3 separate regions of the Homo sapiens genome follow, and all the other regions are linked to region 1. A link is a loop called in an ENCODE intact Hi-C map of the cell type or tissue named here. Cell type or tissue: mammary epithelial cell. All regions are shown on one strand.

Evidence for each region. A loop is a pair of places that touch in the nucleus more often than their neighbours do. Peaks named below come from ENCODE experiments on the same cell type or tissue, not always from the same donor. Only the 100,000 strongest peaks of a DNase experiment are listed, where the experiment ranks them.
Region 2: it touches region 1 in a loop (7-fold over the local background); 61 of 110 quality-filtered maps call a loop at or near these places.
Region 3: it touches region 1 in a loop (19-fold over the local background); 14 of 110 quality-filtered maps call a loop at or near these places.

Annotation. Positions count from the first base shown.
Region 1 is chr1:114,279,836-114,287,835 of GRCh38, reverse strand. No RefSeq gene overlaps it. Among named protein-coding and RNA genes, the nearest start is that of SYT6, 130 kb to the right of the region's middle. In mammary epithelial cell, CTCF peaks have their summits at 1,469 and 4,830 (motif pointing right); a DNase peak (open chromatin) is centred at 4,845.
Region 2 is chr1:113,832,148-113,840,147 of GRCh38, reverse strand. PTPN22 (protein tyrosine phosphatase non-receptor type 22) reads left to right here. Exons shown (of 21, transcript NM_015967.8): 12 at 1,528-1,604; 13 at 1,741-2,558; 14 at 5,155-5,238; 15 at 5,709-5,839; 16 at 7,010-7,037. All of the region lies in intron 3 of AP4B1-AS1 (AP4B1 antisense RNA 1), which reads right to left. Among named protein-coding and RNA genes, the nearest start is that of AP4B1-AS1, 24 kb to the right of the region's middle. In mammary epithelial cell, a CTCF peak has its summit at 4,265 (motif pointing left); a DNase peak (open chromatin) is centred at 5,197; H3K27ac peaks cover 333 bases.
Region 3 is chr1:114,089,120-114,097,119 of GRCh38, reverse strand. SYT6 (synaptotagmin 6) reads left to right here. Exons shown (of 8, transcript NM_001253772.2): 7 at 3,317-3,385; 8 at 5,038-7,828. The coding sequence ends at 3,334. Among named protein-coding and RNA genes, the nearest start is that of SYT6, 61 kb to the left of the region's middle. RefSeq lists an enhancer at 4,748-5,249. In mammary epithelial cell, a CTCF peak has its summit at 3,373 (motif pointing left); a DNase peak (open chromatin) is centred at 3,259; H3K27ac peaks cover 475 bases.

The DNA.
Region 1 (8,000 bases):
TTGAGAGGATGGGCAAATTGGATTATTTAGTCTTAACTAAACAAATCCTCACAAAACAGAGTGGCTTAAGAAGAGCTCTACAAAGAAAGGAGTGTGATGATAACACCCACAATGCAAATGCAAATAAACAACAAGAAAATGGCACTGTCCCTAATTCAAAAGAAGCTCATTGTCAGACATATCATGAGGTTAGAAACCATAACAATCTAATCAGATCAGACAAGATGTTGACAAAAACAAGTTTAGAAGTTATCAAGGGGACAGTGCCTTTACTTCCATTGGCATTTGTGATAAACCTCATCCTAAGTGTATATGAAGCCTTGAGACATTGGCTAATAATAGAAATGCATCAATATAATAAGATAATAATATAGATAAGTAAATACACTATATTGGAGTGTATGTTCAACATTTTTGCTGCTACGGTTATATGATTTTTTAAAAAATTGAAGGCCTCTGTTTTAGGGACCTAGCACTGCTTTAACAAGTCTCGGACCTTTAAGTTAATATTCACTGTCATTTGGGCAGAACTGAGGTAGCAGGTGGGACTAGACTCTGGAGGTGGGGCTCAGACACAGGACCAAATTGAGGACTACCTAAAACAGGTGCAGTGTGGAAGCACTTCTCCATAAGACATGAAAACCAGTATGCCATGTCAGCTTACCATTGCCATGGCAACACCTGAAAGTTATCACCCCTTGCTGTGGTGACAACTCCACAGAGGCTACTACCCTCATCCTAGAAATTTCTGCATAAACTGCCTCTTACTTTGCATATAATTGAAAGTGGGTACGAAAATGATGGCAGAACTGCCTCTGAGCTGCTACTCTGGACACACTGCCTGTGGGGTAGTCCTGCTTCGCTGCTGCTGCTATACACTGCTGCTTCAATAAAAGCTGCTGTTTAACACCACCAGCTCACCTTTGAATTCTTTCCTGGATGGGGCCAAAAACCTTGGGCTAAGCCCCAATTTTGGGGCTTGCCTGTCCTGCATCAGAACCAGGTGGCTAGTGTGTATAGACCTAAGATCAAGGGCTTGTTGCTTATTCACTTACAAGCTGCATTTCTTAAACAACACTATCAGAATGCTGATGTTCTCTGAAAAGCTGTCCTGTGTGCTGTGAGCCTTTGCAAAAATAAATCATATTTTATAACAAATAACCATTTTATACTGTACAATAGTGGAAAATACTGAAATGTAGTTTTATAAAATCTTTTCTTCATGTTGTGAAATTTAACTTATAAAGTTTCCTGTCGCCCATATGTATTATTTTTGTTTGTGTCTTTTCTTAATCTGACAATGATTTTTCTTTTGGTGGAAGAAAATCTGCATAGCTACTCCACATGTAACAGTGTTGCTTGGTGAGTCATGGTCGCAGAAAGTTTAAGAAATGTTCCTTTAGAGCATGTGAATAAATCTTGCCTCAATCAAATTCTTTTTCCTGCAGCCTCCCCTGCTGGGCTCCCTTCCTTGGCCTCTGAGCCTGCTGCTTGCCTTGACCCCAAGTTCAGAGGCTCCCAATGACCTGGCCCTTTGCTGTCTTTGTAAGGCCAAACCTAGGGATGAGCCTCTTCCTCACAGGTTAGGGGCTTTCACCACCACCTCTGGGTCTCAGAAGGTGAGGAGTGAGAACAGACCTCTGAGAATGGGCACCCCTGGGACCTTGTGAACAGGTGCTGCTTAGTTCCTAGAGGAATTCAGAGGGAGAACTGCATGGCTGGCTACCAGCTCCTTGCCTCAAGATGCATCTTTCCAGGGTGGTGGGTAGTTCAGTGGCGAGTCGCTCAAACCGGGCTCTGCTGTTTGGACACGTTACTTAGCTTCATTGTATGTCCGTTTTCTCATTTGTAAAATGAGGATAATAATAATGCCCACTTCTTGGACTTCTTGAAAATGAAATGAGAATCCTATAGTCTAATGCACTTGGCCTGATACATAGTAAGTTGTCAAAAAATGTGAGCTACTGTTATTATCAAGCATTATTTACTTATATTCAGTCCCCAGCTGAATAATGGGAGAGAACTTCATGGCTAATGTAAAATTGGACTTTGACCACACCTACTTAGAGGGTTGGCACTTCTCCCTCCAGAAAATAACGGGACCTCATACAATTTATTCTAAGTAGAACAACTTAAATATAGTTTATAGAAATGGGATTTGGGAGCAGACAGATTTGGACTCGAACACCAGCTCTGTCACATGTTGCCGTGATCTTGGGCAAGTCACTTAGCTGTTGTGGGCCTCATCTGTGCAGTGGGTATTTGCACAGTAATACCGAGTTGTGAGAACATGATGTAAGCACAGGATTCAGGAGAGTGCCTGGCACTTAGTGGGATCTCAATATCTTGTCCCTCTCCCCTTTTCTTAATAGCCATAATAGACATTGATAGAAGAATTAACATTTGCTTAATGCCTACTGTGTGCCATGCACTAGTTAGGATTTTATAATCTTACATAATCTCCTGTATTCATTAAAATGATGTAAAGTATATATCAATAACACAATTTTGTGGATGAAAGAACTAAGTTCAGAAAATTTAAGACCTTTTTCAAAGTCAATAACTTGACTGCAAAAGTCCATGCTATTCCTCCTTCCCACTGGCTGCACCATCTCAGATCTCTGGACCAGCAAACACTATACACTATTCTCCTCTAAAGGAGAATACCTAGTTTCACCTCTAGTTCCAAATGTTGGTAATTAAACCAGAACCAGCATGAAGGAGTTGTTGTTTGGAACTTTTACCATAAGCCTGCAAGACACTTAATGTTACCAGCACAGCCCCTGGTAAGGGGAATATGGTTTGTTTCCCTCCAACCCCTAATTACTGTGACTTCCAAGACATACTCATCCTTGCCAAAGCTTCTCTCTAACTCTCCTCTTATCAACACAGTGATGGGCCTCTCTAGTTGATCCCTTAGGGGTGGAAGATAGGGGCACAGAACCTTGCTGTCAGGACTTTAGACAATGGTTCACAGGCTATCACTGATGAAAGTTTAGTTGGCAATCCAGGGCAGTCTTCATCAAGAAGAAAGATGGAAAGGTAGCCCTCTGTAATAACCACTAGCTGTTAAATTTGACCACCATCTGAAATTGATAATCCCAGACTAGCTGGATCAGTTATGGTCAACTAAAATTTATGTCACAGAGGAGCCCCTGGGAATGGTGCAGGGCAGCAGGTGTGGGAAGGTGATGAGCACAGGACCACATCGGAACCCAGGCAGGTCGTTCCACACTCCCAGCATGGTTGCAAGACAGAAGCCCCAGACAATGTCTTTTCAAAAATAAAGATACCTTTATTTTCTTCTGATTTTAAAATAATGCATGCATATCATTATTATTTTAAAAAATCAGACAATATGAAAAGGCTTAAAGAAGGAAATGAAAATTCCACTCTTAATTCTGCCACCTGGTGATAACATTCTGTGTAAATCCCTCCAGACTTTTTTCTGTTCTAGCCCCCCACAATTGTTCTGAAAAAAAGCAACCTTTCCAAAAGCATATAGATTGATGTTGCTATATTTAATGGAATTATGATATTCCATTATACAGATGTGCCATTCCATTATAGAGATTCCATTATAGAGGTGTAATATTAAATATAGCCATTCTTTTCTTTTAAATTGTTTCCAATTTGTCATTATTATAAACAAAGCTGTAACAAACACCCGGTACATTTTTGGTATTTCATCCTGTGGTTAATCCTGACACTGAAATTCCACAAGATTTCAGGAATCTCAATATCACTTATGTATAAATACTTAAGAAATTATGGCTGAAATATTCATTTATTCACTCATTCACTCAATATATGTACACGTGTATATATATATGTGTGTGTATGTATATATACGTGTATATATATACGCGTGTGTGTGTGTGTGTGTATATATATACGTGTGTGTGTATATATATATATACACACACACACATATTGGGTGACCATGATGTTCCAGACACAAACCTATGTTCTGTGGATATGCAGTGAATAAAACAGGCAAACTCTCTGCTCAGAACACTCACATTTAAAGAGGGGAGACAAATGATGAAATAAATGACAGTGTGTTAGAAGGTTGCAAATGTTAAGGAGAAAAATGAGGCAGAAAAGTGTGGTTTTCTCTTATAGTCATTCAGTATTTGTTCCCTGTTCTCTGTCATCATCATGCTATTTAGTTTTTCACTAAATGCCTGTTAAGTCCCTATGCTGTGCCATAAACTGTGCTAAGTATTGGGAATGGGGTGGAGAGTTGTGTGGAATATGCGCCCTAGCATGGACAAGCCCACATGTCATCATTTTCTTGCTCGTGACTTCACCATTTCATATGTGTATATTTTGTCTTCACAACTACATTAAAAGGTCTTAGCGGGTAGGAATCCGTCCATATTCTTTGTGTTCTCCTGAGCTTTTAGTGTAATGTTTTTGTACAGAGTTAGTGTTCAATAAATGCTTGTTCCATACTTGTGACATAGAAATAATGCAAGTGGTTTTGAGAGATGGAAAACTGGGTTCTGATAAGCCAAGAAATGGGTAAAAAAAAAAAAAAAAAGCACTGATTAATACCCAAGGTTAATGAGAAAGCTAGCTATTTAGCTCATAGAATTGGCATTTAAAAAAACTCGTTCTAAATCATGTGCCATCTAATCAAATATAGTGATATAAGTATAGTAAATATAGTAATTTTAGCAAATGTTGTGCAAATCTGGCTGAATAAGTAATACTATTTTTTTAATAGAAAAACACAAACCAAGCAGAGAAGCATGCTGGGTTTTAAGCCGGCTCTGTGTGGCTCATTTACGCTGTACCCACATCCTACTAACACACACCCAACTCTGCCTGCAGGGGGAGCTCCAGCACTCATTTGAGTCCCAAGGCCTTAGTTGCAAGGGACTGTCAACCCTCCCAGCAGTACTCGGTTTTGAACTCTCTCCCATCGTCCTGGCTAGCAACCAGCTGTTTGATCTGCCATTAAAAACAACAATAACAACAACAACAACAACAACAACAAATTTTTGCTATCCAAATGTAGGTAACTCTAAAAGTATGAAGTAGTTCAGAGTTACGACTTCGGCTTTAGAGCTATCATGATTGAATACCTAATATTTGTCAGGGATTGTGTCCTGCATGTTACATATATTATTTCTAACTCTCAAAACAAACTTGCAAGAGGGGTCCTATTATCCTCACTATTACCCTATGCAGACAAGGACTCTGCAGCTGAGAGAAGTTAAGGAACTTGCCTGAGGTCACAGTGTCAGTGGTGGAGGCAGGTCTGCCTAAATTAGGGCCTAAGCACTTCTACCTTGCACTCTGCTCTCTGTAGCTGCCCTTATTTACCTGTTTATTACTTGTTACTATCATCATTATCATCAGATTATTGTTACAGTTGATGTCTTTCTGGCAGAGGCAGTGCAGTTTTTTTTGTGTGTGTGACCTGGGCACACTTTGTTTTTTGACATGGTGCCTTGCTCTGTTGTCAAGGCTGGAGTGCAGTGGTGGGATCACAGCTCACTGCAGCCTTCACCTCCCCAGGCTCAGGTGATCCTCCAACTCCCTGGGCTCATGTGATCCTCCCACTTCAGCCTCCTGAGTAGCTGGGACTACAGGCGCATGCCACCACACCTGGCTAATTTTTTGTAGAGATGGGGTTTTGCCATGTTGCCCAGGCTGGTCTCAAACTCCTGGGCTCAGGCTATTCTTGCAACCCCCGAGATGTGGTTTGGCTGTGTCCCCACCCAAATCTCACCTTGAATTGTAGCTTCCATAATCCCCACGTGTTGTGGGAGATAATTGAATCATGGGGGCGGTTTCCCCCATACTGTTCTCGTGGTAGTGAATAAGTCTCACAAGAGCTGATGGTTTTATAAGGGGTTTCCCCTTTTGCTTGGCTCTCATTTTCTCTTTCCTGCTGCCATATAAGATGTGCCTTTCACCTTCTGCCATGACTGTGAGGCCTCCCTAGCCACGTGGATCTGTGAGTCCATTAAACCTCTTTTTCTTTATAAATTACCCAGTCTCGGGTATGTCTTTATCAGCAGCGCGAGAACAGACTAAAACACCCTCCTTGGCCTCCCAAAATGCTGGGATTATAGGTGTGAACCACCGCACCTGGCCTGTTTTTTAATTTTAAGACTAGTTTTTTAAAGAGTAGTTTTAGGTTCACAGCAAGACTGAGAGGAAGGCTCAGAAATATCCCATACCTTCTTCCCCGAAACATGCACAGCCTCCCCCATTATCAACATCCCCCACCAGAGTACACCCTATACAGAGTACACCAGAGTACACTGTCATATCGTTATCACCTAGTGTTCATAGTTTACATTAGAGTTTACTCTTGGTGTTGTACATTCTATGGGTTTGGACAAATGCATAATGACATGTATCCACCATTATAATATCGTAGAGAATAGTTTCGCAGCCCTAAAAATTATCTGTGCTCCACCTATTCATCCCTCCCTCCCTGTAACCCCTAGCAACCACTTTTTTTTAACTGTTTCCATAGTTTTGTCTTTTCCAGACTGTTATATAGTTGGAAATGTACAGTATGTGTAGTCTTTTCAGATTGACTTCTTTCACTTAGTCATATACATTTAAATTTACCCATGTCTTTTCATGACTTGATAGCTCATTTATTTTTAGCCTTGAATAATATTTCATTTTCTCGATGTACCACAGTCTATTTATCCACTCACCTACTGAAGGACAGCTTTTGACAACTGCAAATAAAGCTGCTATCTACATCTGTGTGCGGGATTTTGTGTGGACATAAGTTTTCAACTCCTTCAAGTAAATACCAAGAAGCATGATTGCTGGATTGTATGGGAGGATTATGTTTAGTTTGTACGAAACTGTCTTCTAAAGTGGCTGTACCATTTCCCATTCCCACCAGCAATGAATGAGAGGTCCTTTTGCTCCACATCCTCACCAGCGCTCAGTGTTGTCAGTGTTCTGGGTTTTGGCCATTGTAATAGGTATGTAGTGGTATTTCATTGTTTTAATTTACATTTCCCAATAACATATAATGTGGAGCATTGTTTTATATGCTTATTTGCTATCTGTATGTGTTCTTTGGTGAGGCATCTGTTAAGGTCTGTGGCCCACTTTTTTCTTTTCTTTTTCTTTTTGGTAGAGACAGGTTCTTGCTCTATCACCCCAGAGGGAATGCAGTGGCACCATCGTAGCTCACTGAAGCCTTGAAGCCTCAATATCCAGGGCTCAAATGAGCCTCTCGCCTCAGCCTCCCAAGTAACTGGGACTAGAAGTGCGTGCCACCACTTGTGAATCAATTCCTTGCCCTAGCTAGGACTTCAAATACAATGTTGAAAATGAATAGTGAGAGGAAACATCCTTGCCTTGTTCTTTATCTTATTTGGAAAGCTTCTAGTTGTCACCGTTAAGTATGATGTTAGCTATAGGGCTTTTTGTAGATTTTTTTTTTTATCAAGTTGAGGCAATTCCCCTTTATTCTTAGTTTGCTGAGAGGTTTATCATGAATTGGTTTGGGTTTTTTCAAATGCTTTTTTTACATCTACTGATAAGATCGTGTAATTTTTCTTCTTTAACCTGTTGATACAATGGATTACATTAATTGATTTTTGAATGTTGAACCAGCCTGTATACCTGGGATAAATCCCACTTGGTTGTGGTGTATAATTATTTTTATACATTGTTGGAATTAATTTGTTGATATTTTGTTGAAGATTTTTGCATTTATATTCATAGAGATATTGATATGTAGTTTTCTGGTTTTGCAATGTCTTTATCTAGTTTTGGTGTTAGGGTGATGCTGGCCTCATAGATTGAGTTAGGAAGTATTCCCTCTGCTTCTATCTTCTGAAAGAGATTGTTCAGAATTGGTATCATTTCTCCTTTAAAATGTCTGGTAGAATTCATGAGTAAAACCATCTGCACCAGATGCTTTCTGTTTTGGAAGGCTAATAATTATTGACTCAATTTCTTTAATAGATATAGGCCTATTCAGACTGTCTATTTTTCCTTGTATT
Region 2 (8,000 bases), 450 kb after region 1:
CCTCCGCCTCCTGGGCTCAAGCAAGTCTCCTGCTTCAGCCTCCCGAATAGGTGGGATTACAGGTGTGCACCACATGCCCGGCTAATTTTTATATTTTTAATAGAGACGGGCTTTCACCATGTTGGCCAGGCTGGTTTCAAACTCCTGACCTCAAGGGATCCACTCACCTTGGCCTCCCAAAGTGCTGGGATTACAGGCGTGAGCCACTGTGCGCAGCCTTTTTTTCCAATTTGAATGCTTTTTTTTTTCTTGCCTAAGAACAAAATTAATTAAAAAAATTACTTTGGCTAGAACTTTAGTACTATGTTGAATAGAAGTGGTAAAAGTTGGCATTCTTGTCTTGTTTTTGATCTTAGGGGAAAGTTTAAGTCTTTCATGTATGAATATGATGTTAGTTATGGGTTTTCATATATGGCCTCTATCATGTTGAGAACATTTCCTTATATTCCTATTTTGTTAAGTGATTTTAACATGAATTTTGTCAAACGCTTTTTCTGCATCAACTGAGATGTTCAAAATGGATTTTAACATCTCTGAAATGAAGATATATTTTATAATCAATTATATTTTAAGATTCTATGAACCACAATAACATATTTCATAATATGATAATTGCTATAAAAAATAAGGATTGGGAAGCTGAGGTGAGAGGAGGACTTGAACCCAGGAGGTCAACACCGCAGTGAGCCATGTTTGTGCCACTGCACTCCAGCCTGGGTAACAGAATAAGACCCTAACTTAATTCAAAAAAAAAAAAAAAGATTGAGGCCAGGCACTGTGGTACACACCTGTAGTGTCCCAGCTACTTGGGAGGCTGAGGTAGGAGGACTGCTTGAGCCCAGAAGTTTGAGGCCAGACTGGGCAATACAGCGAGGCCCTGTCTCTTAAAAAAGAAGAAGATTGAGCATGGCTGGACAGGGGAAGAAATGTGATTTTAGGTTGGGTGGTCAGGGAAGGTTTCCTTATGCAGATGACAGTTAAGCAGAGATCTAATTACTTAGAAGGAGCCAGCCATGCAAAATTTGGAGCAAAAATATATTAATCAGGGGGAATAGTAAGTGTAAAAGCCTTGACTTGGAAATAAGTTTGGCATGCTAAAGTAATGGCAAGAAAACCAGTATACCTAGAGCATAGTGAGGAGGAAAAGAGTAGAACAAGATGAAATAGGTCCAGAGACCTAATAAGTACCTGTAAAGGGCTGAGATGCTGAAATTTCTAAAGGCAGAGTGTTTTTGAGACTAAAGTTACCCACCAAAGAACATTTTTAAAACTCCCACATTTGAAAAGATGATGATATACACAAATCCTTTCTAGTTTCTATAATACTATTAATCCTTTATTCTGGCCATCTCAGTATATGAACGAGTTCTTGCTGAGTTCAATATTTTGGAAGCTAATCTAACTCTTTCATGAATTATTTTAAATCTTTTTATTTCCTGAAAAATTACTTTTCAGCCTTCTAAATATTAAAATATCTTATTGACATTGCTTCACTGAAAACCAGCCTCTGACTTATTTCTTTTAAAGAGTCAAGCAAAGCATTGTATTCCTGAGAAAAATCACACTCTCCAAGCAGACTCTTATTCTCCTAATTTACCAAAAAGGTGAGTACAATTTTATATATCTAAATGTTGACTAATTGTGTCTGGGAGATGAATCTCATGCTTATACATCATTGTGATGCTAGGAAGCGGCCTGTTTGGGGTATGGTGTCATCATTACGCTTTCTTTTTGTTTTAGTACCACAAAAGCAGCAAAAATGATGAACCAACAAAGGACAAAAATGGAAATCAAAGAATCTTCTTCCTTTGACTTTAGGACTTCTGAAATAAGTGCAAAAGAAGAGCTAGTTTTGCACCCTGCTAAATCAAGCACTTCTTTTGACTTTCTGGAGCTAAATTACAGTTTTGACAAAAATGCTGACACAACCATGAAATGGCAGACAAAGGCATTTCCAATAGTTGGGGAGCCTCTTCAGAAGCATCAAAGTTTGGATTTGGGCTCTCTTTTGTTTGAGGGATGTTCTAATTCTAAACCTGTAAATGCAGCAGGAAGATATTTTAATTCAAAGGTGCCAATAACACGGACCAAATCAACTCCTTTTGAATTGATACAGCAGAGAGAAACCAAGGAGGTGGACAGCAAGGAAAACTTTTCTTATTTGGAATCTCAACCACATGATTCTTGTTTTGTAGAGATGCAGGCTCAAAAAGTAATGCATGTTTCTTCAGCAGAACTGAATTATTCACTGCCATATGACTCTAAACACCAAATACGTAATGCCTCTAATGTAAAGCACCATGACTCTAGTGCTCTTGGTGTATATTCTTACATACCTTTAGTGGAAAATCCTTATTTTTCATCATGGCCTCCAAGTGGTACCAGTTCTAAGATGTCTCTTGATTTACCTGAGAAGCAAGATGGAACTGTTTTTCCTTCTTCTCTGTTGCCAACATCCTCTACATCCCTCTTCTCTTATTACAATTCACATGATTCTTTATCACTGAATTCTCCAACCAATATTTCCTCACTATTGAACCAGGAGTCAGCTGTACTAGGTAAGTTATTTTTTAAAGTTTGCATAGAATTTTAGATTTCATTTTGTTTCTATAGAATAGTTGGTTTCTTCTCCTCTTCCCTCTTCTCCTCTGCTTCTTCTCTTTCTTTCTTTTTTCTCTTTTTTTTCTTTTTTTTTTTTGAGATGGAGTCTCGCTCTGTCACCCAGGCTGGAGTGCAGTGGTGCAATCTTGGCTCAATGCAACTTCCGCCTCCAGAGTTCAAGCAATTCTCCTGCCTCAGCCTCCTGAGTAGCTGGGATTACAGGCGCGCGCCACCACGCCCGGCTAATTTTTGTATTTTTAGCAGAGATGGAGTTTCACCATGTTGGCCAGGATGGTCTTGATCTCTTGACTTCGTGATCTGCCTGCCTCGGCCTCCCAAAGTGCTGAGATTACAGGCATGAGCCACCACGCCTAGCCTGCTTCCTTCTCTTTCTTCTTCCTGCTACTCCTCAAATAAATACATTCCAGGAGTGTTTTAATGCTGTAATAAGTTGAAAATAGCAACATCAAACATAATATTCCATGAAACAGGCAACAATGGAGGCAATCAAGATCTGGTACAGGATCTGTACCAGCAGGAGTGCTTCTAAAGAAGGCACGCCTCATTTCTAGAAATGTATATCAAAGGCTCACAATATACTGTTTTTTAAAAATATTTTTTGAAACAGAATCTCACTATGTTGCCCATGCTGGAGTGCAGTGGTGTGGACATTGCTCATTGCAGCCTTGATGTCCTGGGCTCAACCAATCCTCCCACCTCAGCCTCCCAAGTAGCTGGGACCACAGGGACACGCCACCATGCCTGGCTAATTTTTTTTTTTTTTAGAAATGGGGTCTTGCTATGTTGCCCAGCCTGGTCTTGAAAATCTGGCCTCAAGCAATCCTCCCACCTTGGCCTCCCAAAGTGCTGGGATTACAGGTGCAAGCCACCACACCTAGCTTCAGAATTTACTCTTAACATATAGAAGCAGCTTCCAAAGGAAGAGCAGAAAAAAATTTGATCAATAGCACCCAGATTTTTTGTTGCACAATTATGTGGCTAAAATGAGTTGAACATATTGCTAAAAATTGAATTATCTTCCTGCAGGATTTGGAAGGGGAGAACCTGATTTCTTGCTCTTTTGTAGTAATCTCGTAGATGACAATACATGTTTAGTATTTTGTGTAAAAATTTTATCATATGTATACCTTTACTTTCATGTTTTGTCTCTTTTATAATTCTGTATTTTTGCATATAATGCATATTGTTCTGTTTTACTGATTAGTTTGAAAGTAGAAATGAGCACCCTGTTAGAGATGATGACAATAATTTGATGTGGAAGATGATGAGGGAAAGCAATGAACAAGTTTAACTCCCTTAGGTATATCATCAAATAATTTGTAAAGCACATTCTACATAGATAGGAGGTGGAGAAAACTTTTGCTCTATAACATTATTTATTGTAGAGTTTCTTAATAAATAGTTGTGTAGATCATTTGTAGCTTTGTTGCAAAAATATCTTATCTGGATCTAAGATGTTCCTTCTGTGATTAGATTATTTTATACATTTTTAAACATTTAAATGTATTTTCTTTTCTTATACCTTAAACTTCTCTGAGCATCTGCATCATTAAAAAACAGAGCGAGACTCCGTCTCAAAAAAAAATTAATTAATAAAAACATACCCTTATTTTCAGGGATTGTAACAATATCGTCATGTGCCATCTGGTGGCAGTTTCTTGTAATACCATTTAAAATGTTTAATAAAAACTGAATGTTTGTATAGAAATACAGAAGACTATCCTATACTGTTGTTTTGTAAAATGGAAAAATACCCATATTCTTGAATTTTGTATAGAATGAAGAGATACTGAAATCTTTATGATTTTACCTAATGTATAACTGAACCTTTTACACGTCAAAGCACTTTATAATGTTTTATTATATAGTCTATGTAAAACAAAAGGAGTTATGTAAAAGTTAATTCAAAGCTTCCAAAATTAATATAATATTTTATGTTAACTGATACACCGTGACTCAATCAAAATGTTTTTGAGCTTTTATTTATTTATTATTATTATTATTTTTTGAGACGGAGTGTCCTGCTGCCACCCAGGCTGGAATGCAGTGGTGCAATCTCGGCTCACTGCAAGCTCTGCCTTCCGGGTTCACGCCATTCTCCCACCTCAGCCTCCCGAGTAGCTGGGACTACAGGGGCCCGCCACCACGCCCGGCTAATGTTTTGTGTTTTTAGTAGAGACACGGTTTCACCACGTTAGCCAGGATGGTTTCGATCTCCTGACCTTGTGATCTGCCCGCCTCGGCCTCCGAAAGTGCTGGGATTACAGGCGTGAGCCACCGCGCCCAGCCCTACTTTTGAGCTTTTAAAACAATAAATGTTAAAGAATAAGCAAAAACCTCCTGGGTTTGTACCTTAAGAGAATTTATTTTGCTTTTTCCTTGAATGAACAAGTGTCAACTTTACTGATAATGTTGCTTCAACGGAATTTAAATATAAATTATGGTAAATTTATATTTAATATTAGAATATAAGAATTTCCTTTGGATTGTTCTAATTAACAATTGTTACAATATTTTTGACATTTTGGATAGCAACTGCTCCAAGGATAGATGATGAAATCCCCCCTCCACTTCCTGTATGGACACCTGAATCATTTATTGTGGTTGAGGAAGCTGGTGAGTACAGTTCAGTAAGTATAAAATAAAGTGTGGGATGGGCATGGTGGCTCATGCCTTTAATTCCAGCACTTTGGGAAGCTGATGTGTGAGCCTTGAGTTTGAGGAGTTCATTGAGGCCAGGAGTTCAAGACTAGCCTGCGCAACATAGTGAGACCTCATCTCTAATTTTTTTTTTTTAATTTAGCAGAGCAATAGCAGCATGCATGTGTAGTCCCAACTATTTGGATGGTGGAGGTGAGAGGATCACTTGAGCCCAGGAGTTGGGGGCTGCAGTAAGCCATGATTGTGCCACTGCACTCCAGTCTGGGTGACAGAGCAAGACCCTGTCTCAAAAAATAAAATGAAGTGTGAATTAACTAGATTACTTCTCAGGTCCTTTCAATGTTTTATGTATTATTTGCTGAGCAACATTTGATGTCTAAAAGAATACTATTCTTAAGAACCGAACTATATTCACTTTCTTCCAGGAGAATTCTCACCAAATGTTCCCAAATCCTTATCCTCAGCTGTGAAGGTAAAAATTGGAACATCACTGGAATGGGGTGGAACATCTGAACCAAAGAAATTTGATGACTCTGTGATACTTAGACCAAGCAAGGTCAATAATTTTTTAATGACTCTACTCATTTAGATTCAATAGACTACAGTTCTACTCCTTGTATTTTTAACACCCATCATTCAATAAATCCTAAGCACATACTAAATATAGAACAATGTGCTAGAGGATGTTGGGATAAAAAGGATGTATAAGACACAATTCTTGCCTGTAAGAAGCTTCTTGTCTAGTAGTAGAGATATAGGATGTGTACAAATCTTTATTTTTGCCTATATTTATTATAACAAAGCAAATGTGATCAATGTCATATGAAAGATAAAGAATTTCAAGTGTAGGAGATGCCTCCAGGTTGGAAGTGATCAAGGAAGATTTAGTGAAAGAGGAAACATTTGAGCTGATTCTTGAAGGATAGTTAAGGCAAAAATAAATGTTTCATACTTAAGTAGGAAGCTTGTTCACTGTAGTCATTTGGTAGGCTATATCATGTTTGCTGTGATAATATGTTATAGAGAATGACAGGTGTGCATATTACTTAAGATAAACCTTTTGGAATAGTGTGGTTGATGGTAAAGTCAGAGATGGGGGTGGGAGGGGTTTGTGGATTAAATAGAAAATAATTATTGAAAGTAGGTGTGTCCTGCTTCTGGAGGAAAAATAGAAGTGTATCTAAAAATGTTATGCATTTCTGTATAGTCTGTGAACCAATTCTCTTAAAATTTGAGAGATCAGAAAAATAATTAAACATTTTAAAGTACCTACAATTGCAATGCTGATAGGCAAATATTCTCTGCCTTTTAAATTATAATTCTAATGTACTAGTAATTATTATTGTCATTAATAATAGGCACATATATTTACTTTAACAACTCCCAGAGGAAAGAACAGTCACTCTTCCAATGTTATGAAGTAACTTCAATTTCCGCAACTTACCTCTAATTAAATTTTCAGGGAAATGTTTCAGGTGGGACAGAAATAAGTCAGAAGGGGATCAATTTAGGACTAATTGCCATGGGATATAAAAATCAGTGTAAGAGTGAAAGATGCCATTTCATAATTCAGCACACTTACAAATTAGGAAAAATAGGGTCTACATTTCATAATTATCTCTACAGCTATATTACATATAAGTTCAAAAATGCCATTTTTTGCTTTGAGTTTGTATAATTTGTATACATATTCTTCTTTCACTTTTCCTTTCTTTTTTTCTTTTAGAGTGTAAAACTCCGAAGTCCTAAATCAGGTAAAAATTTCTCTTGGCTTTAGATGACATTTAGCCCTAAGATTGGAAGAATGGTTCGTTAAGTTTAGAGTAATTCACTTCAGGAAGTTACTTGGTTCCCATAATAGCTTCCAGTATTCATTGATTTATTTCTGGCTTTCCCAGACTAGAAATTTTGTAAAGAGCAAGGTGAAGACAGGATTTTAGAATTCTGCTCCTTAATATATAACCTCTCTGAAATAATATATAAAAACTATTTCAGAGAGAATCTTTTAAAACTTTGCAGCTTTTCCACTATAGAGATTTTCCCACTGTTAACAGTGTGATTCAAAAAATTATTTCTGGCCACTTAATTCTTTAATTTGCTGTTGCCTCTCCAGTACTTGTCTGAGCTTTGCCTGTTTCATGCATTGAAGAACAAAAACTAACATTTATTGGGCACTTCCAGGTACTTTGTTTACATTATCACAAGTGGTAGTTGCCCTTAACATATTTATTCATACTGTCATATTATTCAAATACATATACAGATAATATAAAGGTTAAAAAACATGGGCTTTGCCAGGAATTTGAGGCTGCAGTGAGCTATAATGGCACCACTGCACCCAGCCTGTATGACAGAGCAAGATGCTGTCTCTAAAAAACATGACAACAGGCCAGGCGCAGTGGCTCACACCTGTAATCCCAGCACTTTGGGAGGCCAAAGCTGGCGGATCACGAGGTCAAGAGATCGAGACCATCCTGGCCAACATGGTGAAACCCTGTCTCTACTAAAAATTAGCTGGGCGTGGTGGCGGGTGCCTGTAGTCCCAGCTACTGGGGAGGCTGAGGCAGGAGAATCGCTTGAACCTGGGAGGTGGAGGTTGCAGTGAGCTGAGATTGCGCCACTGCACACCAGCCTGGGTGACAGAGCGAGACTCCATCTCAAAAACAAAACAAAACATGACAACAAAAACAAGGGCTTTAGAGTCAGATAGGCTTTAA
Region 3 (8,000 bases), 190 kb after region 1:
AGACTTGGGCTGCAATCTTGGCCCCTCCTGACTTGCTGTATAATCTTGACCCTGTCACTTCTCCCTCAACTGCAAAGAAAATATCCCTTTGAGTAATATCTGCAAACTTCTCCACCCTCCGCTGAATCCCACCGACTTAGGATCCTGTATTCTATCACCGTGGTGGTCCCCAGGCCTGCTTTTTCTCAAATGGATTGGAAGTGTGGGTGACCAAACAAGGCTTAAACCTCACTCACAATATCTCATACCTCGGTCTGTATCCTAGAAAGCTGGATGAATATTCTGTCATCTTAACAGGCTTCAAACCTAACAAGTCTAGAGAGCTGTATAAATTGGAAATTCTACTAATACAAAATAAAGCTTTATCCCTTTCACTGCATGGCCCCTCGGCTTAAAATTGGAGTCACCTTCAAAACAGAGTCATCCCCTCCCCACACTCTATGATGCAGAGAAGTCAGGTCTGCAAACCCATAGAACCTGCCGGCTCCCTGCCCTCTCATGGAGGACAAGCCCATTTCCACCTGTTTCTGGCAGGCTGAGGTGTCTCAGGAGAGCCTGAGAGCCAAGGGGATTGGACCCATGGAAACATAGGTGATAAGGACCTCAGTTGTTGGGGGATGGAGGACAGGCTAATTGAATCACCTCCCTAGACAGGCAGCATGTGCTCTGTGCAGCTCCTGCCCTGTGACCTTTGGGGCAGCATCAAGAGATAAAAAGAAGCAAAGTTTCTGGCAGTTGAGGCTTCATATTTCTGTCTTGTGGGTGCCTTGATTGTCCCATAGCTGTGGAGCTTTAATGAGTGAGGCCAGTCCCTCATCTCTCAGCTCCCCCAGGGGAGCCCCTGCCCCTCTTTTCCAGAAAGACCTTTCTGCAGAGTGTGGGTGAGGAGCCCACAATACAGGAGGCACTGCTGGGCAGAACGCTAGACAACCTGCAGACAGCATCCAGCACCTCACTGAAGGCTGTGTTGGTTCAACCCAGGGAGAGGTCATGACAGCCCCATCCACCCCACCACCCCTCCTCCCCCACTTATCTTCCTTTGGAGATATTTAAGAATAGAACAAGTATACTAAACTGTTTAGGGTGGCTTAGGGGGAGGGCATGGAATGAGAGCTAAGAGGCCTCTGGTCGGCTGTAGGGCCTTAGAAAACTCACTGCCCAGCCAGGCATAGTGGCTCATGCCTGTAATCCCAGCACTTTGGGAGGCCGAGGTGGATGGATCATGAGGTCAGGAGATTGAGACCGTCCTGGCTAACACGGTGAAACCCCGTCTCTACTAAAAATACAAAAAATTAGCCAGGTGTGGTAGCGGGCACCTGTAGTCCCAGCTACTCTGGAGGCTGAGGCAGGAGAATGGCGTGAACCCGGGAGGCGGAGCTTGCAGTGAGCTGAGATCGCACCACTGCACTCCAGCCTGGACAACAGAGCGAGACTCCATCTCAAAAAAAAAAAAGAAAAGAAAACTCACTGCCCCACTCTGGTCTTTGGGTTCCTTGGTAAAATGAGGGGATAAGCCCTTCCCATCTTTGCTTTTCTAGGAAACTCTGACCCTAAGCAATGGCTGGGCCCGTGAGCCCCCATCTTGTGCTGTGACTGCCTTTCTAATCTTCAATCCGCAATAACCCATCCCTGTTACCAGGCTGGGCCTGCCTGTGGAAAATGGAAAGTGACAGAGCAGCGGCTACAGCTGGGGGTGGGGTGTTGAGTACCACAGATGGGCCAGGACTTGGCCCCAGAATCACTCTCCTTCATGATGAATATAACCTAATTAAGCCAAATAATTGATTCCAAGTCCCTGTTTCTTTGAGAACTCTAACTCACTGGTTCAGACTACAAAAGAAAGATAAAATAGAATCAAGCCCTTGAAAATGAATATTTGATGAGACAGTAATGGGAAAGTAACAGTATATGGAAAACAAAAAGAGAATAAATTGATATCCTTTGGGTTTACTTTTTTCCTGACCTTGCAGGCCAAGCTCCCAGGAATGCCCCCTCCCCCACGCACGATCCTGCCATTTTCTGCTCAGCTGATCATTCTCTATATCAAGAAGCTAAAAATGACACTCGTCTCAGCAACCTGGGATTTCCATAGTTCACGTTTATTTAAAATTGTCACTGACACATTTAGCGCCCACAGTTTAAATATCTTTATTAAAATGCATGTAAACCCCCACAGGGCTGACATTAAGTAAGCACCTTGTGTCCACGCGATGCATTGTGCTTGGAGGCAATCCTCCCGCTCATCCTCAGAGCTCACATCCTGCCTTCTTTTCGTTCCCGTTCTGGATATTGAGCAAGAACTTTGCTCCTGAAACTTGTATCTCCCATTTGTATAATCATAAAGAAATCTCCTCCAGCTCCTGGGAAGATAAATGGCATCATATCCGCAAAGCCCTCTGTATTTATCTTGAACCTTTCTTAAGGGATTTTCAAGTGCTGTGATCATTTCTTTTTTATTAATGAGAACAGAGGGCATTATACTTGCTCACTTGTTTGGGGCTCAAAATAAGGCTGAGGGGAACAAATTAACTGAAAAGGTGTCTTTCCCTGCTGGGATTCTTTCATAAATAAAAATTCATTGAGCCATCACAAGTGGCCTTTCCCAGCTGCAGCACCAGCCCCCTTCCCTCTCAGCCCAGAGCCATGTGTCATCATTGTTACCACACACAGAGTTGACCAGCGCTCTTCTCCAAGGCATTTTATTACGGGGGCCGGGTTCAGATCATCTGCCAGAGATGTTAAATCTCTGTTGGAACGTGACCCATTTCAGAGCAACAAAAGACCTTACTGGAACACAGGCATTCTGAAACAATAATCTCCCTGTGTGCTGGGGACAGGTATGCTGCCATTTCAGAGCCACTGTAAGCCTCCTGGAATCATTCGCCTTTCCATTGTCCACAAACCCCATCTCCTCCCTTTGTTTATCTTCATAGGAAAACTCAGACTAGCAGGGGAGCCAGTGTTCCTTCTTCATTTGTTCTAGATAAACAGTTATGCTCCCTGCTACTACTCTTTGGGCTGTTACATAAAGGAAGAAAGACACTCTGTGTAGTCCTTTTATGTTTTCTCCTCTGACCTGGCCTATCAGTCAGGTTGTTTAAGTGGCATGCTTACTCAGGGAAGAAGCCAGTGATTATAATGTACCTTTCACCAACAGTAAAGGTTGTAACAGAAAAGTAGAACTCCTAAAATGAAGGTCTGTTAAATAAGAGCATTAGTAATCATGTGTTGTCACCTTCTGGTTAAGAAACACTTGAGTCAGAAGCCACAGTGGCCTCAACAACCAGGCATTTATTTATCTAAAATATTTCACCAGGGAAACCCTCGGTTGTGATTTCATTCACGTGGATGCTGCAAGCAGAGAGACTGCCACCTGGAGTTAGGAGTAAGTACCTGGTGTGGACCCAAAGACGTTAGGTTGCTTATTACCTTTTGTCTCCTTCTTCCCCTAGTGTGGCCAGATGCTGAGATAGCAGCAGGATGGAGTGGAAAGAACACTTGGTTGGGTGTTAGGAGACCTGGTTTCGGGTTCTGGCTCTGCCCCTAGCTAGCTGTGTCTTGACTTCTCTGTCTTTGTTTTCTTATTTGCGAGAACAAGAAGGTTAGACTGGATCAGCTTCCAAGCCTGCCTCCAGTGCTGACATGCTAAGATTGCTTAGGTCTAGGTCACATAATGGTGGTCATCGGTACCTGATTGTCTGGCCTTTGGTTAGTCATAAAGATCTTCAGCTGGCCTGAACAGGGAGTCCTAAGAAGCCCATGAAGAACCGAGCCCAGAGAAGGGTAACAGAAGCTTTCCTTAGAATTGAAAGCATTAAGGTAGTTTAGTAGGTCTGGGTCCTTCCTGAACTTCATGGGTTTCCCATCTACTCCGCAGGTGATGCTGGATAGAAAGTGATCTATTCCTCAGGTGGCTCGGCCCTTCTAGGAATGGCTGTATTGAGGGAGAACCACATCCTCCCCCGACCCCAAACCTCCATGTATGCATGATGCATAGTAGCAGCTTCTACTCAGCCCCCTCACTCCATAGTGGAGACCCTCAACGCTCATGAGAAGCAGAAGGGGCTGCACTTCCAGGTCAGGAAGGCCATCTTGACCACCTACCTACCTCTTAACTCTGGAGCTCTGTCCTGCAGACACCCAGGACAGTACTGGGTCTCTTCAGCCCACTCCAAGGATGGGTGAGCAGTGGACACTGACTCACTTTGAAGTTATTAACATAAAGCCCCCAGGCAGGTCAAGAATATTCATGGGGTCAGATCTTTGCTCAGTAAATATTGCTGGGGTTATGACTGCTGCAGCGATGACTGGTTAAAGAAGGATTGAATGGTTCAAGTCCACCCAGCCTCAGCCCTGTCCTTCACTCCATTACGCCTCATTACATCACCCCTTTCACAGAAGGGTTAGAGTCAGGCTGATAGGAGGCAGTCTGTGACCTAGGAGAACTGGGGAGGAGAAAGGGGTTGCAGAAGCCCAGAAGGGTCTGCTCACACCTCTACCTCTCCACAAGTCAGGTGCAAATGCCCATAGGAAGAATGAAAAACAAAGGAGACAGCTCAAAGCTAAAGCAGTATCAGATTTTTAGCTGTACTGTCAGCTCCCAGACAAATTGCTAATAATGCATGACCATGGGTTCTTGGCAGTAAGGACATATTCTGCACACTGCCTCTTTCGCTGCTAACATAATATGATTTTCAGTGTGAAAAATGGCTGAAGCACACAGAAATGGCCCAGTCAGAGCACCTCATTCTCACACACACACACACACACACACACACACAGAGAGAGAGAGAGAGAGAGAGAGAGAGTTAAGAAAGCTTTAATTATCTCTGCAGTAGGTCTTTTTGAAAATCAGGTATTCCAAACTAGAAGCTCTAAGCTGTTTCCCTTATGTTTTTGCATGGCTGACAGCAAAATTCAAGAAAGCTTATGAGAAGCTAGGAAAGGTGAATTCAGTGCATTGGGCCAGTTCAGTTTTGCAAGTTGAAATGTAAATTCCTTTAGCAATTAATAAACAGATTGTTCTCCTCTTTGCAGTGGCAGGGCCGAGCTGCTAGCTTCGACAGTGAGAGCTCGTGCCCATCTCCGAAACCACCTCCAACACCATGAGATGTGCAGCCAAATAACACAAATGGGACTCAGCAATGTTCTCTTTGCACTTGTTCAACCGTCTAAACAGTGTTGTGCAGTCGCAGTGGCGGCAGCAGCGGCAGCCGTCCGTCACTCCAGAGTCTTACCTGCTCCTGTGTAGGTCAAAGCTGAGACACTTGTCATGTGGTCAGATCTGTCTTAGTCTTTTGTGTCTCCCAAGGTGATGTTTTTGTGGTTTTTCACTTTTTATGGGTCTGCTGGTAAGAAAAGGGAAAAAAAAAAAGAGTAGGAAAAGACAAAGGGTGGAAAGCCCAGAAGTTGGTTCTAGAAAATACAAGGTACAGTTTTTTGGAAAGAGGTGGATTGAGTTTCTGAAATGCTGCGTCTCCAGCAAGCTCCACAACCCTGGAAAAGGAGGAGGCGTGGTGGGACTGCGGCTGCATTTTCAGTGCCCTGCAGGAATGGGGTGAATCCATGGAAGAGCCTTTGTGAGGTGAATTACTAGTCTTTGAAGCTCTTCGCTGGCAGGACATAAACCACGCTGGGACCCTCAGTCCCGTGTTGAAATCACAAGACCTCTGAGGCGCTTGTGAGCCTTCAGCTGATGTGCAGGGTTCCTCGCTCCCCTTCCTCGCTGGCTTTCCCCATGAATTGAAAACGTCTTGATTCCTCATGGGAACTTAGTCACTTTCTTTAGGAATGATTCAGTTCAGCCGAAACTAAACACGCCATATGTTTTCTGATGCGCCACAGTTAATGATCACATTTGTTTGAAAACAGGATCTTTGTCCTCAGAAATAATCTTGATTGTAAAGTAAGAGAGAAACATATGTTCTGGAATGATTTCTGCATTATACATAGCTTTATAATTCCATGAAGTATCAAGCTGCTGTTTAAAATGCCTAAACAGATTAAAGAAAAACCTAGATTAAATGTTCTTTTCCAAATGGGGAGTTTTGAAATCCAAATAGCAGTTTGAGTCCATCTTTCTATGAAGAGTATGTTTTTGATTGAAACCGAGTCAGCGTAAGCCTATTTCAGCCCCTTTGGCTCTTTGACAATATTCATCTTAAACTTTAGTTCTATAAATTACTAAGTACTTCAGTGTTGTTTGTTTCAGTGGTTGTGAGGGTTTCTTGTTTCCTTTAGATCTTTACCTTAGGCCAAACTCAGTTTAGGAAAAAAAAAATTGTTTGAACTATTCTGTGTTGTAATAGCACATTTCTGTTGAGTTAATAGTGGTCTTCCCACCAACCCCTAAAACCAGGTTGATTTGCTCAATCTCAGTTTGTATAACCCCAGTAAGCGCATGGAGGTGAGTTTCTACTTCGACTTGTGGCGACACAGTGCCAGTTTCCTGAGCTGTGTGTACTACTTGCAAGAGGCAAGTCTGCTGAAGAACCCCTTCTTTTAACAGTGGAAAATCAAGAACAGAAAATCTGTTCACACACCTGTGTCTTATTCTTTATATATGCTACATGGTAGAGGAGCAGCGACCAATAAAGTATCCCTCATTTTAAACCAAGTTGTCAGATTTCTCTGCTGATAGAACGCTGCATAGTATCTTCTAGCCCTAAAAATGACCAGGTTGGGCATGAGTTAACAGGATATTGTGGCAAAAGGAATTTTCTGCTTAGAAAAGTAAATGTAGATAAACCTAAACTCCACCCTGTACTGAGCCTTAGGCTAGGGACTCATGTGTAAAGATGACTTTTCTCCCCAGATATCTTGTCATTGACAGGCCTTCCTAGTCTGGTAGTCCTACATTTGGGTGTTCTCCTGAGAGTGAGAAAAAACCCAAGGTCATGACAAGATTCCTGGCAGGTGACAGACTTCATTATGATTCTGACTCTAGACTGACCCCATCAAGATAGTCGTTTCCGTCAGTGAACAGATGCTGAAGGCCTTGCCATTACAAAGGAGACAACTGAGTTCCCTGGGTCATAAGGAGTCCAGAAATTAGTGTGAGAAGGTCCTTCTGGAAGTGAACTCAAAATTCATGTCCAGCTGTCATCGTTAAACCCTTAGGCAGGTGAGTATAACCCATTCTAACCTCTTGGAGAAGGGAGTGTGATCAATGTGAATCACAATAGTATTGCTCATCTGAGACATTCCTCTTATATCCAAGCAGCTATCTCCCATGAGTGAACATCCCAGTGGTTTCAGAAAATCATGTCCTGAACAGATTCTAGCCAGCCCCACACCACCCTGGCCAACTGCAACCGCTGCTGCTCTAGCAGTCTGGGTCAATTCCTACAGGCTTGGGAGCCCACCCCAGGGAGGCTTTTATCTCCTGCAGCCTCATCCCCAGCACCCTCAAGGTAGACTACTCCTCAGCCTGAATCATGAATGAAACCTGAACATCTGCCAACTTCATTATCTAGCCCAGTATCTCTTCCCTCACAGAGAAGAAGAAAATGAAATACAAAGTTGATCCATTTGTTGGCTTTCTCTGGCCGGAGAAACCTCTCGGGTTGTTGCTGTGAGCTTTGATGAAGTTGTGATAACCAGGGCCATTTGCACATAGGTTTTTTTAAAAAACATGAAAAGTTCCCTTCTCCTTTATTTAGCAGTGTTTCCGGGCTGAAAGACGCCCTCCTCCCCCTCTGCGCTTACCCAGGACGTTAATTAATTGCACTGTCATTTAAAATATTATGTTGTTAATTACTCGTTTGTGTCTTCCCACCCGTGTCACAGCCTGGAGTTTTTATTCAATTAAATCTCTGTCTCTTGCCCATTTCTCTTGTCATTTTATGTTCCTGGGGTTTAGCAGTCAACACACGCACAGGACATCTCAAAGCTTTTCTTCTCAATCTTTGCTTCACATGGATAACCACTTCCCTTCTATCAGAGGTAGAGCAGAACGGCTTGTTTGTTTTTTGTTCTGTCCAAGGAATACCTGTGTACCT